Regions from separate parts of the Homo sapiens genome. Here all the other regions are linked to region 1. A link is a contact called in ENCODE Hi-C or POLR2A ChIA-PET data. All regions are on one chromosome and are shown on one strand. Each heading gives the region's core, a stretch centred on a gene start or an enhancer-like site at or near the end of the contact. The rest is flanking DNA. Distances are from core to core; before and after follow the strand shown. Region 1 has its middle 99 kb from the start of LINC02513. Region 2 has its middle 61 kb from the start of LINC02513. Region 3 has its middle 160 kb from the start of LINC02513.

What was found. Hi-C counts contacts between places; a loop is a spot of excess contacts on that map. ChIA-PET counts read pairs that join two places held with the same protein, here RNA polymerase II (POLR2A). Pooled maps may share reads with other maps.
Region 2: a loop to region 1 is called in a map of dorsolateral prefrontal cortex, with 2.7 times the contacts of the local background. The contact joins two enhancer-like sites. A Hi-C loop is called at or near these places in 3 of 168 maps with a recorded cell type or tissue (PC-9 and dorsolateral prefrontal cortex) and 11 of 50 pooled maps. POLR2A ChIA-PET finds 5 or more read pairs at or near these places in 7 of 52 experiments (AG04450, K562, Panc1 and 3 more).
Region 3: a loop to region 1 is called in a map of ovary, with 2.2 times the contacts of the local background. The contact joins two enhancer-like sites. A Hi-C loop is called at or near these places in 2 of 168 maps with a recorded cell type or tissue (aorta and ovary) and 1 of 37 single-sample maps with no recorded cell type. POLR2A ChIA-PET finds 5 or more read pairs at or near these places in 3 of 52 experiments (CD8-positive, alpha-beta T cell, activated CD4-positive, alpha-beta T cell and activated T-cell).

The regions. Positions count from the first base shown.
Region 1 is chr4:38,265,284-38,269,679 of GRCh38, forward strand. No RefSeq gene overlaps it. Among named protein-coding and RNA genes, the nearest start is that of LINC02513, 99 kb to the right of the region's middle. RefSeq lists an enhancer at 3,044-3,213. Within about 2 kb of position 1,533, at least 2 of the 41 ENCODE cell types and tissues checked have a DNase peak (open chromatin) inside an H3K27ac peak, as active enhancers do.
Region 2 is chr4:38,304,101-38,308,375 of GRCh38, forward strand. No RefSeq gene overlaps it. Among named protein-coding and RNA genes, the nearest start is that of LINC02513, 61 kb to the right of the region's middle. RefSeq lists an enhancer at 3,997-4,166. Within about 2 kb of position 2,476, at least 3 of the 41 ENCODE cell types and tissues checked have a DNase peak (open chromatin) inside an H3K27ac peak, as active enhancers do.
Region 3 is chr4:38,208,412-38,212,732 of GRCh38, forward strand. No RefSeq gene overlaps it. Among named protein-coding and RNA genes, the nearest start is that of LINC02513, 160 kb to the right of the region's middle. Within about 2 kb of position 2,785, at least 10 of the 41 ENCODE cell types and tissues checked have a DNase peak (open chromatin) inside an H3K27ac peak, as active enhancers do.

The DNA.
Region 1 (4,396 bases), core at 283-2,782:
GGATACAAAATTGGAGTGGCCCTGGGAGACATTATCTATGCAAGTTGTTGAACTATTTTTTCTAGAAATTCTGTTAGAAAAGAAAGTATTTTTCTAGACTGGCTTAAGTTTAATTCTCTCTAGAGGCAACAGAATGAATTGCATGACCTTTATATGGACACTGATTTTTCTTTTTTTCCAATTCTCTGATCCCTACTCCCTGGCACAGGACCTGAAAGGGGCATGATTTCTGTTGGCCTTTCCCTTTTATTCATCATATCCTTTAAAAGTCACCTTCTCTACAAAGCCTTTACAAACAAACTAGAAATAGATTTCAGAACCCCTTTTTGTCTGAAGGAAGGGAGGAGAATTGACATTTATGAGTTCTTCCTAAGTGCCAGCTTGGTCTAGTTTCCTTTGTTTATCTTATTTTATGAATTTTCATGAGAATGGTGCTTGTTTTCTACTTACTTGGTATCTTTCATTTATGCCTATCTTTTCAGGTGAGGAAATTTTAGAAAGATTAAGTAATTTACCCTCTGCTCATGTAGCTATTAATTAACTGCAAACGTAGACAATAATCTTTTCCTTTTACCATGCTGTTTCTAAACTCCATTTCTTTGAGGCTGGGCACAGTGGCTTACACCTGTAATCCCAGCACTTTGGGAGGCGGAGGCGGGTGGATCACTTGAGGTCAGGGGTTTGAGACCAGCCTGGTCAACATGGTAAAACTCCATCTCTACTAAAAATACAAAAATTAGCCATGTGTGGTGGCAGGTGCCTGTAATCCCAGATACTCAGGAGGATGAGGCAGAAGAATTGCTTGAACCTGGGAGGCCGAAGTTGCAGTAGGCTGAGATTGCGCCACTGCACTGCAGCCTGGATGACAGAGTGAGTGAGACTATATCTCAAAACAAAACGAAACAAAAAAAAAATGGAGATTTTTTTGGCATGCACATAGATAGACACACAGACACAAGCATGAGCGGACAGACATACAAAAGCTGTTCTCAACACTGAACTACATATAAAGACTTTTACCTTTTAAATTTGTATTAGATATCCAAACTATTTATAATGACTATTTTGTGCTGTATATGGTTGGGGTCAAATATTGAGATTATATATTTTCTTTTAATGATATTGTCAATTCCTCAAGGGAAGGGACCACATTTTCATTCATTTCCATTCCTCCTCTCACCAGTCCCCAGGCCCTAGCACTTGCATCAGTAGCCATTCAGTACATGTTTCAAAACTGACCAAGGACATGGGACCTGTCTATTGAAATTGCTTTTTCACAGTCTTCAAAAATCCTGGCAAGAAAGCCCATGAGAGTGTTTCCCATTTGTAAAGGAGAACCCACTGCAGATGCCTTTCATTAGATTGGCATTTGGCATCTGGCATCAAAACTGCTTTTTCAAAAACGAAGTTTTTCCCGACCAGTGTTCCAGCTTAGAATTCTGAATATCCTAAAAGGAACTGGAAGTCTTTGTCAACAGCTGAGGATATGGCTGGGCTCTTGTGGCTCTGGCCTTGTCAAAGCCCTTTTCAAGGCTGTGAGATCATAATGCATGATGAGTCAGGACGGGGACTAATGGCCCAGTGACATCAGGCTGAGCCATTGCAGGGATCTAAATATGACACAGACAGTCTATGCCCTGTTTTGCATATCTTACAGGATTCGAACTGCAAGTGGTAATAAACTAGATTTTAAAACTATTTCCCTTATGTTACCAGGTTAGACTTTTTTGCTATCCCCTCATGGACACTGACTAAAGCAGTGTGTTAGGATCCTGGTGGGAAAATGGGAGTGTATGCTAATGGAGTAATTAAGAAGAGTATTTTAAAAAATATATATATATATATATTTTTGTTTTTAGAGACTGGGATGCTGCTGAGGAGTATAGTAGCTCTCCACAGGGACAGTCCCACCATTGATCAGCACGGGAGTTTTGACTTGCTCCATTTCCAATCTGGGCAGGTTTATCCATCTTTAGGCAGTGTGGTTGGTGGTCCCCTGTTCCCAGGAGGTTGTTATATTGACGCCGACCATTGGAACATTAGTGTGGACACCTGATCAGCATAGTACACTACAGCCCAGATTTCTTGGGTTTAAGCAGTCCTTTTGCCTTGACCTCCCATGTAGTTGGGACTAAAGGTGCATGCATTAAAAAAAAAGTGATTAAAAAAGGTATGTAAATTATACTTTTATGGGAATGGGCAGAGTTAAGGGAAACCAACCATGGACAGAGCAGGAACCTGGGGTTAGCAGCACCAGGGCACAGGTACCACCCTGGCCTGAAGGGGCAAGAAGAAGGATTGGTTACTGGATCCTAGAGAAAGTAACTGCACACAGAGGGCACTGTGGTCTTGGGGTAGAAACAGAAATTCACCTTGAAAGGAAGGAGCTAGGGAAATCAATTCCCTGACCCCACTCTCTATTGGCTGGACACAGAAGCCAGAGGGCAAGTAACTCATGATGCAGTCCATAGAAGTCAGCCTTTCTGGGCACAGGGAAGTGTGAATTAAGGTGAAGATGAACCTGCTGGTAGATAGAAATGTCCAGCAAAGCGACTTTCCTCAAATATTCTTGCTTGGGAACTATTTCTATTGGTTGTTAACAAATGTTCTTTAACAAAAATAAAGAGAGTTGTAGGAGTGGATTCAGCATGGAAAATCATAGTTAAATAAAGTTAAACAGGTCTCTTCAGTATTTCTTGGGAGCTCTAAAATGCAAATGTGTGTTGTGGTTCTTTAATGAAAATGGTCTATTTCCTAAACGTAGTGGGTCTTGCAGTCCTTTATTCAGAGACGTATCTCAGGGACTTGCATTACTAAGAACTTGCTTTAGTTTAAAACTCACTGATTACAGCAAAGATATCCAAAGAAACAGACTGAAATAATAATGATAAAGAAATCAGGAGATCTTGGAAATGGTTGTTGCTAAGTTATAGACAATAACATAACTTTTAGCAGTTAATGGAAAGTCACCCCAAACCAAAAGGGAAAGTCACCTTGTATTTCACTTCTCTGTGTTTGGCTTTAACACGAAGGAGTGAGAGGCCTCACATACAGAAGGCCTTGCCAGTTCCCCCATGATGTCAGCCCCCACATGGATCCACTGGTGACATTGTCCCTCTCTTCTTTTTTCCTAAGACTGTGAAAAATGCCAGTTTCCTCTCAGCATCACCCCTAGTTGCCCCATTATCCTCTGCATTTAGGTGTGCGGCCTGTCTGCCCCTGGCAGCAGGACAGCCTGACTCTCAGGCCAGTGGAACTGGCCATTGAGTCAACTTATTTGGGTTTTCCTTGTCACTCAGCTCTCTGAGGCACAGTGTGGGAAAACCCATTAACCAACCAACAGCTTACCCCATTGATTGATCATCGATTGCATAAATAGTAGTTTTCTAGCTAATGATGACTAACAATCACCTATTTATATAGTCTTTTACCATTCTGAAAGATTTCTGTGTGATTTCTCACGCCTCACAACAGCTCTGTGAGACATAACTGTGGCCCTTTACCAACAGGGAAACCGAGTCTCAGGGAAGTAAAGTGACTTATCCAAGGTCATTTGGCAACCCTGGGAATGGAAACTGAGTATTTTGGTCCATAAATTGATGCTTTCTCTACCTTGTTGGCTATGTAATATGAGGAGGAGAACTGTTATCTGAAACCCAAACTGCTTTAAGGGATGTGGCATAAACTCAAACAAAGAATCTACCTTTCGAGTGCTTCCTTTCTCTTGCAGTACTAGAGGGAGAGAGAAAAGAGAGGTTACATTTTCAAGCCTATTTCTGGTTCTCTGTTGCCACTAAAAGGATAGCACCTGGCCTGGCCTGTCCAGGGCTTGGCAGGGCACAGTAATGAATCTTCAGTTGTGCAGTGGTGTGTCAAGAACCATCTAGGGGAGATGGAGATGAATTCATCTGCATTAAAAACTGAACTGAATTTGGGATGAAAAGAAACCAAGGATAAGCAGGCAGAAAACAAAGAATAAGAAGGTCTCAGTCAAGATGGAGGTGTCAAAGGCGTGGCAGGGGGGTCACTGGGAACGTGGCAAAAGGAAAGTCCACCGTCTGATTGGAAATGTTTAGACTTTGGGCCTCTGTAATTCTTTTCAGAACCTCACTTGAGCCTGTGTAGGGGGTGTTTTGAAGGAAATCAATGGAAAGCAGCTGCGTGCTGCTGGTGGGTGCAGTCCGAGTGGAATAGTAAGGCGACCCATTCACCGCACTAATCCAGGGAGCGTGTGCTTCAAGATGGAAGTGATGGGGAAGAAGAGAAGATCCAGAGGGCCCCCTCCTGACCCAAGAACCCCCAGAAGATGTAGAGGCACAAGTGCTACCACTCACGTGGGATAGAGCCAAACAATTGCTTGGGCTCCCCAAACAGCCAAATACTTTAACATTTGGGT
Region 2 (4,275 bases), core at 1,226-3,725, 40 kb after region 1:
GGTAAAAGGTTTCAGTTATGCAGGATGAATAAGTTCTAGAGATATTATATACAGCATGGTGATTATAGTTAATATTACTGTAGAATATACATGCAATTTGCTAAGAGAATAGCTCTTAAATATTCTCACCACATACAAAAAAATGGTAACTTATATGAGATGATGGATATGTTAATCAGCTTGTGGTAATCATTTCACAATATACATGTATATCAAGACATTACATTGTCCATCTTAAATATATACAATTTTTATTTTGTCAATTATATGTCAATAGAGAACCCATCCCCCAAAATTTGTGGTTTAGAGTTAGTATGAATAATGCCAATGGGTTTTCAGTTCATAAAAGAGTGATCTGCTGACAAAAGAATGAGGGGAGCAAGTTTTAGGAGATGTGTTGACTGAGGAAGTTTCTTCAGAAGGAGCTGCTGTATATTCCATTATGTTTTTTATTCTCTGTTTGATCTTGCTGTCCTGTGGAACTTTGATGTAATTAGGAAACACATTCCTCAGGTTAAATGTGAATAGGATGGGATGGTCTGTGAATGTGCGGGCGCATGGTGTGGGACTGGCGGGCAGCTCCGCCTGCGGACCTGGTGTGGGATCCAGTAGGTGAAGCCAGCTGGGCTCCTAAGTCTAGTGGAGACTTGGAGAACCTTTATGTCTAGCTAAGGGATTGTAAATACACCAATCAGCACTCTGTGTCTAGCTCAAGGTTTGTAAACACACCAATCAGCACCCTGTGTCTAGCTCAAAGTTTGTAAACGCACCCATCAGTGCTCTGTGTCTAGCTAATCCAGTGGGGACTTGGAGAACTTTTGTGTCTAGCTCAGGGATTGTAAATGCACCAATCAGTACCCTGTCAAAACAGACCAATCAGCTCTCTGTAAAATGGACCAATCAGCAGGATGTGGGTAGGCCCAGATAAGAGAATAAAAGCAGGCTGCCCAAGCCAGCAGTGGCAACCCACTCGGGTCCCCTTCCACACTGTGGAAGCTTTGTTCTTTCGCTCTTTGCAATAAATCTTGCTGCTGTTCACTCTTTGGGTCCGCATTGCCTTTATGAGCTGTAACACTCACTGCGAAGGTCTGCAGCTTCACTCCTGAGGCCAGTGAGACCAGGAACCCACCGGGAGGAATGAACAACTCTGGACGGGAGGAATGAACAACTCCAGAGGTGCTGCCTTAAGCGCTGTAACACTCACTGCGAAGGTCTGCAGCTTCACTCCTGAAGCCAGCAAGACCACAAACCCACCAGAAGGAAGAAACTCCGAACATGTCCGAACATCAGAATGAACAAACTCTGGACACACCATCTTTAAGAACTGTAACACTCACCGCGAGGGTCCATGGCTTCATTCTTGAAGTCAGTGAGACCAAGAACCCACCAATTCCGGACGCAAATGTACTAGTATGAGGGACATCATTACATTTAAGGAGCCTGGGAACACGGTTCTCAGGCTTTCGGTTTGGTTGTTCTGCACAATTTTTTTTTTTTTTTTGAGACAGAGTCTCACTCTGTCACCCAGGCTGGAGTGCAGTGGCACGATCTTGGCTCACTGCAAGCTCTGCCTCCCAGGTTCACACCATTCTCCTGCCTCAGCCTCCCAAGTAGCTGGGACTACAGGCACCTGACACCGCACTCAGCTAATCTGGTTTTTGTATTTTTATTAGAGATGGGGTTTCACCGTGTTAGCCAGGTTGGTCTTGATCTCCTGACCTCATGATCCACCCGCCTCGGCCTCCCAAAGTGCTGGGATTACAGGCGTGAGCCACCACCCCTGGCCTCTTCTGCACAATTTTTTAAGTGGGGGGACTCTTTTGAAAGGACTTCAGGCTGAGACTTCTGAAAGCATGTAGTGAAGGGCTGAGGGACAAGACCAGAAGGTGGGGCCTAGCCAAGGCTTTGTACTCGCATTCTTACACTCTCCTGCCATTGTCCCTGTGATGAAATGAGCTTCATACATATAGTTTGCTTGAAAATACACCTCATGGGCCAGGTGCAGTGGCTCATGCCTGTAATACCAACACTCAAGCCTTTGGAAGGCTGAGGCAGGTGGATCACTTTGAGGTCAGGAGTTCGAGACCAGCCTGGGCAACATGGTGAAACCCTGTCTCTACTAAAAACACAAAAATTAGCCAGACATGGTGGCACATTCCTATAATCCCAGCTACTTGGGAGTCTGAGGCAGGAGAATCGCTGGAACCCAGGAGGTGGAGGTTGCAGCGAGCCGAGATCACACCACTGCATTCCAGCCTGGGCGACAGAGTGAGACTCCATCTCAAAAAATGTTAAAAAGAAAAGAAAAAACACCCCATGAAGTGTCCTATGATCAAATTTCTGAGACAGAGGAGAGATATGGCATGCTCCATTGTGATTAAAAAAAACGTGGCTTGTAACCTTGGCTTCTCCATCTGTCAAGTGATGACAATCAATGCAGCAATAACTGCACACCTCTCTCACTTCCTCTCTCTTGATCAAGGAAGACTGTGAGAATTAAGAGTTGATCAGAAAGCAAAGTAACAATGATATGTTACAGAGGAGTGAGCTTGCAATGAGATCTGTGAAATTTGGCAAAGCACAGGAAGTGTCCAATTCAGCTAGATTGGATTGGTGCTAAGGCAGTTTGAGCTTGAGGTTGTCCAGAATCCTTTCTGCTAACGAATGCCAACTACAAGGGGAATCCCTGCCTCACCGTTTGCATATAGATTTAGGAGGAAATGCAGATTTGCTCATTTGGTTTCTGTGCAATTTTAGAGTCAAAATGAAACTAGAATGTGAATATTAGAGTATGTGAACCTTCTTAGTATAAAGCTGGATTCCCCTCTGACTTCTGTAGCATTTAGGAAATTGTGCCTTATAATAGCAGCAATCAATAATACATTGTCCTTTCATCAAGTAACAACAATGACTGCTGATGCTCAGATCCTAGTGTTCTGTAGAATCTAGCAACCCATTGTTTGGATACAAGGGTGCATGAATTAACAATATTCACTGCTCATTTTCTTTGTGTTTGCATTCTAGTCTTCTGGAAATGGATTTACTAAAAAAATACTTTCCAAAAAATGAAGTGTTGATTTTTTTTCTTTGTCAGGTAAGAGCCATAATACATGTTCATCATTTTTAAAAAATTGGAATAGGGCCGGGTGCAGTGGCTCGCGCCTGTAATCTCAGCTCTCTGGGAGGCCTGGGCAACATGGAGAGACTGTCTCTACAAAAAATTTAGAAATCAAGTGGGTGTTGTGGCAGGCACCTGTAGTCCCAGCTACTTGGGAGGCTGAGGCAGGAGGATCTCTTGAGCCCAGGAGTTTGAGGTTGCAATGAGCCATGATTGCATCACTGCACTCCAGCCTCGGTGACAGAGAAAGACCCTGCCAGAAAAAAAAAAAAAAAAAAGATGAGAAGGAAGACTATGCAACCCAAACACAATCATTGTTGACTTGTATACAATAGAGTCCCTTAACTCATCTCCACTTAAGGAAACCACTAGATTAATGGATACAACCTCTATTCTATCTGCAAAGTCCTCAGTAGGCTCAAGATGTGACACTGGCATTCTCACAGTGCATCTAAACACATCTCCCACCAGTTGCATGGTCTACTTACCAGGAGTCAGTTTTGTTTGTTCCCAGATGTGTTTATAAAGTTTGCAGTGAAAAAAATATGTAATTAGGAATTATGTAAATGGATGAAAATATAGCAAAGAACATTCTCCCCACCATCACCAAATGCTGTCAGATTAGGTATGGACATGCAACTATAAAAGATTGAGAACAAATCATTAAAATCTAGAAGATTTGTCCTCAGATTGCTTCAAGAGTATCTTTAAGTTCTTGCTACATTCTAAAGAAACTAGAAAATTGTAGTTGATGCATTAAGGATGTGAGACTGAATTGTTAGGTATGAAATACAAAATGAGCGAAGATGCTCCCAAAAACAAAATAACGAAACAAAAATAAAAACCCAACAACAATAAAACTGTAAATCCATGCAATGTTTAATATGTGCCGTGGACTGTTCCAGGCCCTGGAGAAATATTATTCATTTTATTGTCATAAATAATATTGTCATAATTACTCTATGAAGTAGAAAGTAAGTGGTATTGTTATCCCATTTTACAAAGGAGGAAACTGAGGTGCAGCAACATGAAGTTTCTTACCCTGGATTACCCAGCTGGTAAGTAATAGAGCAGACATTTAAACACAGGCAACCTGGTCCTTAGTCCATGACTTCAGCCATTGCCTTATACTAGCCTTTGATTCTACAGCAATCTTT
Region 3 (4,321 bases), core at 1,535-4,034, 56 kb before region 1:
CAGCCTGGGCAACATGGCAAAAACCCATCTCTACAAAAAATACAAAAAAATGAGCCAGGCCTGGTGGCATGTGCCTGTAAGTCCCAGCTACTTGGGAGGCTGAGGTAAGAGGATCACTTAAGCCTGGGAGGTGGAGGCTGTAGTGAGCTGTGATCATGCCACAGCTCTCCAGTCTAGGCAACAGAGCAAGACTCTGTCTTTAGAATATAATGAATGATAATGGTGTTTATCCTGCTACATACATTACAACATCAAGCTTCTTGTAACCTTTAAAAACCTGGAACCAAGAGTTCAGTCTCAAAATGGTATCAGACTTAAGAAGTACACTTCAATAGGCAAAATTAATGAAAAAGTAATTCAATTTTTTTCTTATGTCTCCTGAAGGATAGTGAAGAGGAGCTGAGCATGTGGTCCATACTAATAGAAAGTCCCCTTTCCTCACATGTGTGCATCACAACCTCACCTCCTCAATTCACACCACCCCCCAAATCCTTCTCATCTCTCTGCCTGTGCTGCTGATTTTTCTCCTCCTCTTCACACTCTCCTTTCTTTCTCAGTCATTCTTTATGTGAATTAACCTAGCTTCCTGCCCAGGAAGAAAGAATTTTTCCCTGACAGAGGAGAGAAACCAGGTTGGTAGCTTCAGGGTATCTCTTGGATGGATGAAGGATGAAATCTGAATATTAAAACTTTTCACATACATTATAAAGTATAAGACACAATGGAAATAAAAGTTATTAGTGTTATTATCATAGTTATCAACATTATTAATAATATAAGGTGAAAGAATAGGTATGCCTTGTGCCCCAGGCAAATAATTTAGCTACCAAAGTACTAACAAGTCCGTAATACTGCATTTTATCCATTTAGACACATTCCCCTCCATATTTTAACATTTCTCTCTCTTTTTTTTTTTTTTGGAGACCGAGTCTCACTCTGTTGCCCAGGCTAGAGTGCAATGGCACAATCTCGGGTCACTGTAACCTCCACCTCCCTGGTTCCAGCGACTCTCCTGCCTCAGCCTCCCACGTAGCTGGGATTATAGGCGCCTGCTACCATGCCCAGCTAATTTTTGTATTTTCAGTAGAGACAGGGTTTCACCATGCTGGCCAGGCTAGTCTTAAACTCCTGACCTCCAGTGATTTGCCCCCCTCGGCCTCCCAAAGTGCTGGGATTACAGGCATGAGCCACTGCGCCCAGCCATATATTTTAACATTTCTAATATAAGAATGTTTCTTTCATTCTTATATTTCATTCTTATATTATATTTCATTCTTATATAGTGACATTGTAAAATCACTATTAGCTATTTTCCCCCATTTTCACAGCTCTGAAATCTTATAATCAGGGAAGTCTTAGATAAAATATGAACTGTGGACTATGGATTTCACCTCTGCTAGACTCTGTGTATTGAGCGCCACAGGGAGGCTGTGAGTCTGTTGCAACAATTGGGATTAGGGTTTCCTGGTCACTGAGTGGAAGCAGCTGAGTGGGCAGTTTATCTGTGCGGGGTAGGAGGAGTCTTGGGTGGGCTCAGCCCTGTGGCAGTGCACTCTTGGGGTTTTGATAGCTTACCTGACTTTTTTTTTTTTTTTTTTTTTAATAGACAGGGTCTCACTCTGTTGCTCAGGCTGGAGTGCAGTGGCACGATCACAGCACACTGCAGCCTCGAACTCCTGGGCTCAAGTGATCCTCCCACCTCAGCCTCCTGCGTAGCTGGGACTACAGACGCACACCACTTTGCATGGCTAACTTTTAAATTTTTTGTAGAGACGAAGTCTCCCCATGTTGCCCAGGGGTGGTCCAGAACACCTGGCCCCAAGCCGTCCTCCCACTTCAGCCTCCCAAAGCATTGGAATTATAGATGTGAGCCACTGCGTCCAGCCGGCCTTACCTGACTTTTGAAAGCCAGGTGAAAGAGAGGTTCAGGACTCCATATACACTGTCTACACTACAGCATGGTATACATCTCTCTTTCTAAATCCTTGCTGGGCACACAGGATTCTTCACAAACCAATTTCAACAGGGAACAGCCCATCTGAAAAATATGCACCATTCCTAAAGTCATGCCTTGCATTCCTGTGAAAGTCACTCCTGACTTGCTAAATAGCCACTGCAGGGCGCCTCAGAGTGACCACGATTGAAGTTGGATGAAACAACTTCTACTGATGCCAAATGGTGGTATATCACCCTGCCTGCGGACTAGTGGCGCCATGAATGTAAGATAATATTATGACAAGGAAGTTAAGAAGCACAGGAAATGAAAACAATACAGTGGCTTGGGATACAGATCCAGGACAGAAACGACTTCAGAGCGGTCAGGGTGTGTTTGTAAAAGCATAGGTTGTTTAAGCAAAAAACCATTGGGCAGAAACCCATAGCAGCCACTCTCAGTCCGCAGCTCACCAGGAGAAGTGCAGAACGTTTTGAAAAACTGTTCCACTCAAGCAAGGACTATGCTAGACAGAGGAGAGCTGTTGAGAAGGCAGAGGCTGTGTTTGGCCAGCCAAATCCCTCACAGGGCCACATTTGCTGACTAAGTAAATAAGAGTGGATGCTGAGAGGGGCCGTTAGAATGTGCAAGGGCTCACTTTAAAAATATGTTCCTAGGCTGGGTGCAGTGGCTCATGCTTATAATCCCAGCATTTTGGGAGGCCTAGGTGGGACGATCACGAGGTCAGGATTTGAGACCAGCCTGGCTAACATGGTGAAACCCCCGTCTCTACTAAAAATACAAACATTAGCTGGGTGTGGTGGCACGTGCCTGAAATCCCAGCTACATGGGAGGCTGAGGCAGGAGAATAGCTTGAACGTGGGTGGCAGAGGTTGCAGTGAGCCGAGATTGCGCCACTGCACTCCAGCCTGGGTGACAGAGTGAAACTTTGTCTCAGAAAAAAAAAAAGAAAATATGTTTCTATTTCCTTTGCTTCCTCTTATGTTCTGTTGATTTAGCACATACTGTGACAGCTTTTACTTTTGGCCTGATGGTAGCTTGGTCAGGGAGTCTGAATATGTGGACAGGGTACAGGATTTGGTCCTCTTGTTTAGTGTTCATTTCTGCAGTGGATCTAACTCCTGGCGGTCCTTGATAAGCTGATCTGGGGCTTTCCTAGGTCCCCTAAGCCTGATGAGACTGCACGAGTGGGCAGGGGAGGGACTTAAGATTCTTGCCAATCTGACCGTAAGATAAACAGGGGTAAATGGCCAAGAGATGTTGGCCAGAGGAAGGCCTTTGAGTGCCTCAGGAACCAAGTAGGAGAGGAATCTGAGGAATTGAGGCTGCTCAGACGTGCCAGACGTTGGCTGGCTGGTTTCCAGTGGTGAGCCAGATGGTTTTGAGAACCAGAGGCCAGTATTTTGGGCAGGAGTAGTGACTTGTGAGAAATGAAGTAGAAAAAGGCCAGGAACCCTGACATCTAAGAAGGTGGATGGATGGGATGGCAAAGAGTCTTACACCCCAGAAATCCTCCCATTTCAGATAAGGAATAAGAGGTACACTCTAGACCCAAAAACTGTGTTTTGGGTGGGAGGAGACTTGCCTAGAGACCCGGCCAATAGGACATTCCAAGAGGTGAGACTGATCTGCCAGCCGGACTTTCAATATCCAATTCACCCTTTTACTTACTCTAAGCCCAAGAAATGAGAATTAGGGGAACCCTATCTCTGTGAGGGAAATCCCAGCTCCAAAAAGTTTATCCCCTCAAGATGAGGTGATCAGTTCCCAGAACTGCAGCAAAGCCTGAGGCTAGGGCACCCAAAAACAAAGCTCCAAGAGCATTCAGGAGAACTGAAGGGAGGATTGTGGAAGCATCTCAGAATGTTCCAGGGCAGCAGAACAACCAGGCATGCTCTTAGGGTCATGTAACATTAGATGCTAAAGAGGCCCTAGGAATCTACACAGAAAAGACCTGGCTGGGCGCGTTGGCTCATGCTTGTAATCCCAGCACTTTGGGAGGCCGAGGCGGGCGAATCACTTGAGGTCAGGAGTTCGAGACCAGCCTAGCCAACATGGTGAAACCCTGTGTCTACTAAAAATACAAAAATTAGCCACCCATGGTGGTAAACAGCTGTAATTCCAGCTACTCGGGAGGTCGAGGCATGAGAATCACTTGAACCCGGGAGGTGGAGGTTGTAGTGAGCTGTGATCACATCACTGCACTCCAGCTTGGGTGAAAGGGAGAGACTCCACCTCAAGAAAAACAAAACGAAACAAAAAGACCCACACTGCTTTATAAAATTTTGAGGTAACAATAAAAAATCAAGAGAGTTCAAATGAAAATCCATATTTGAGGGCGTTTTTGAAAATTCAGAAGACCTGGCA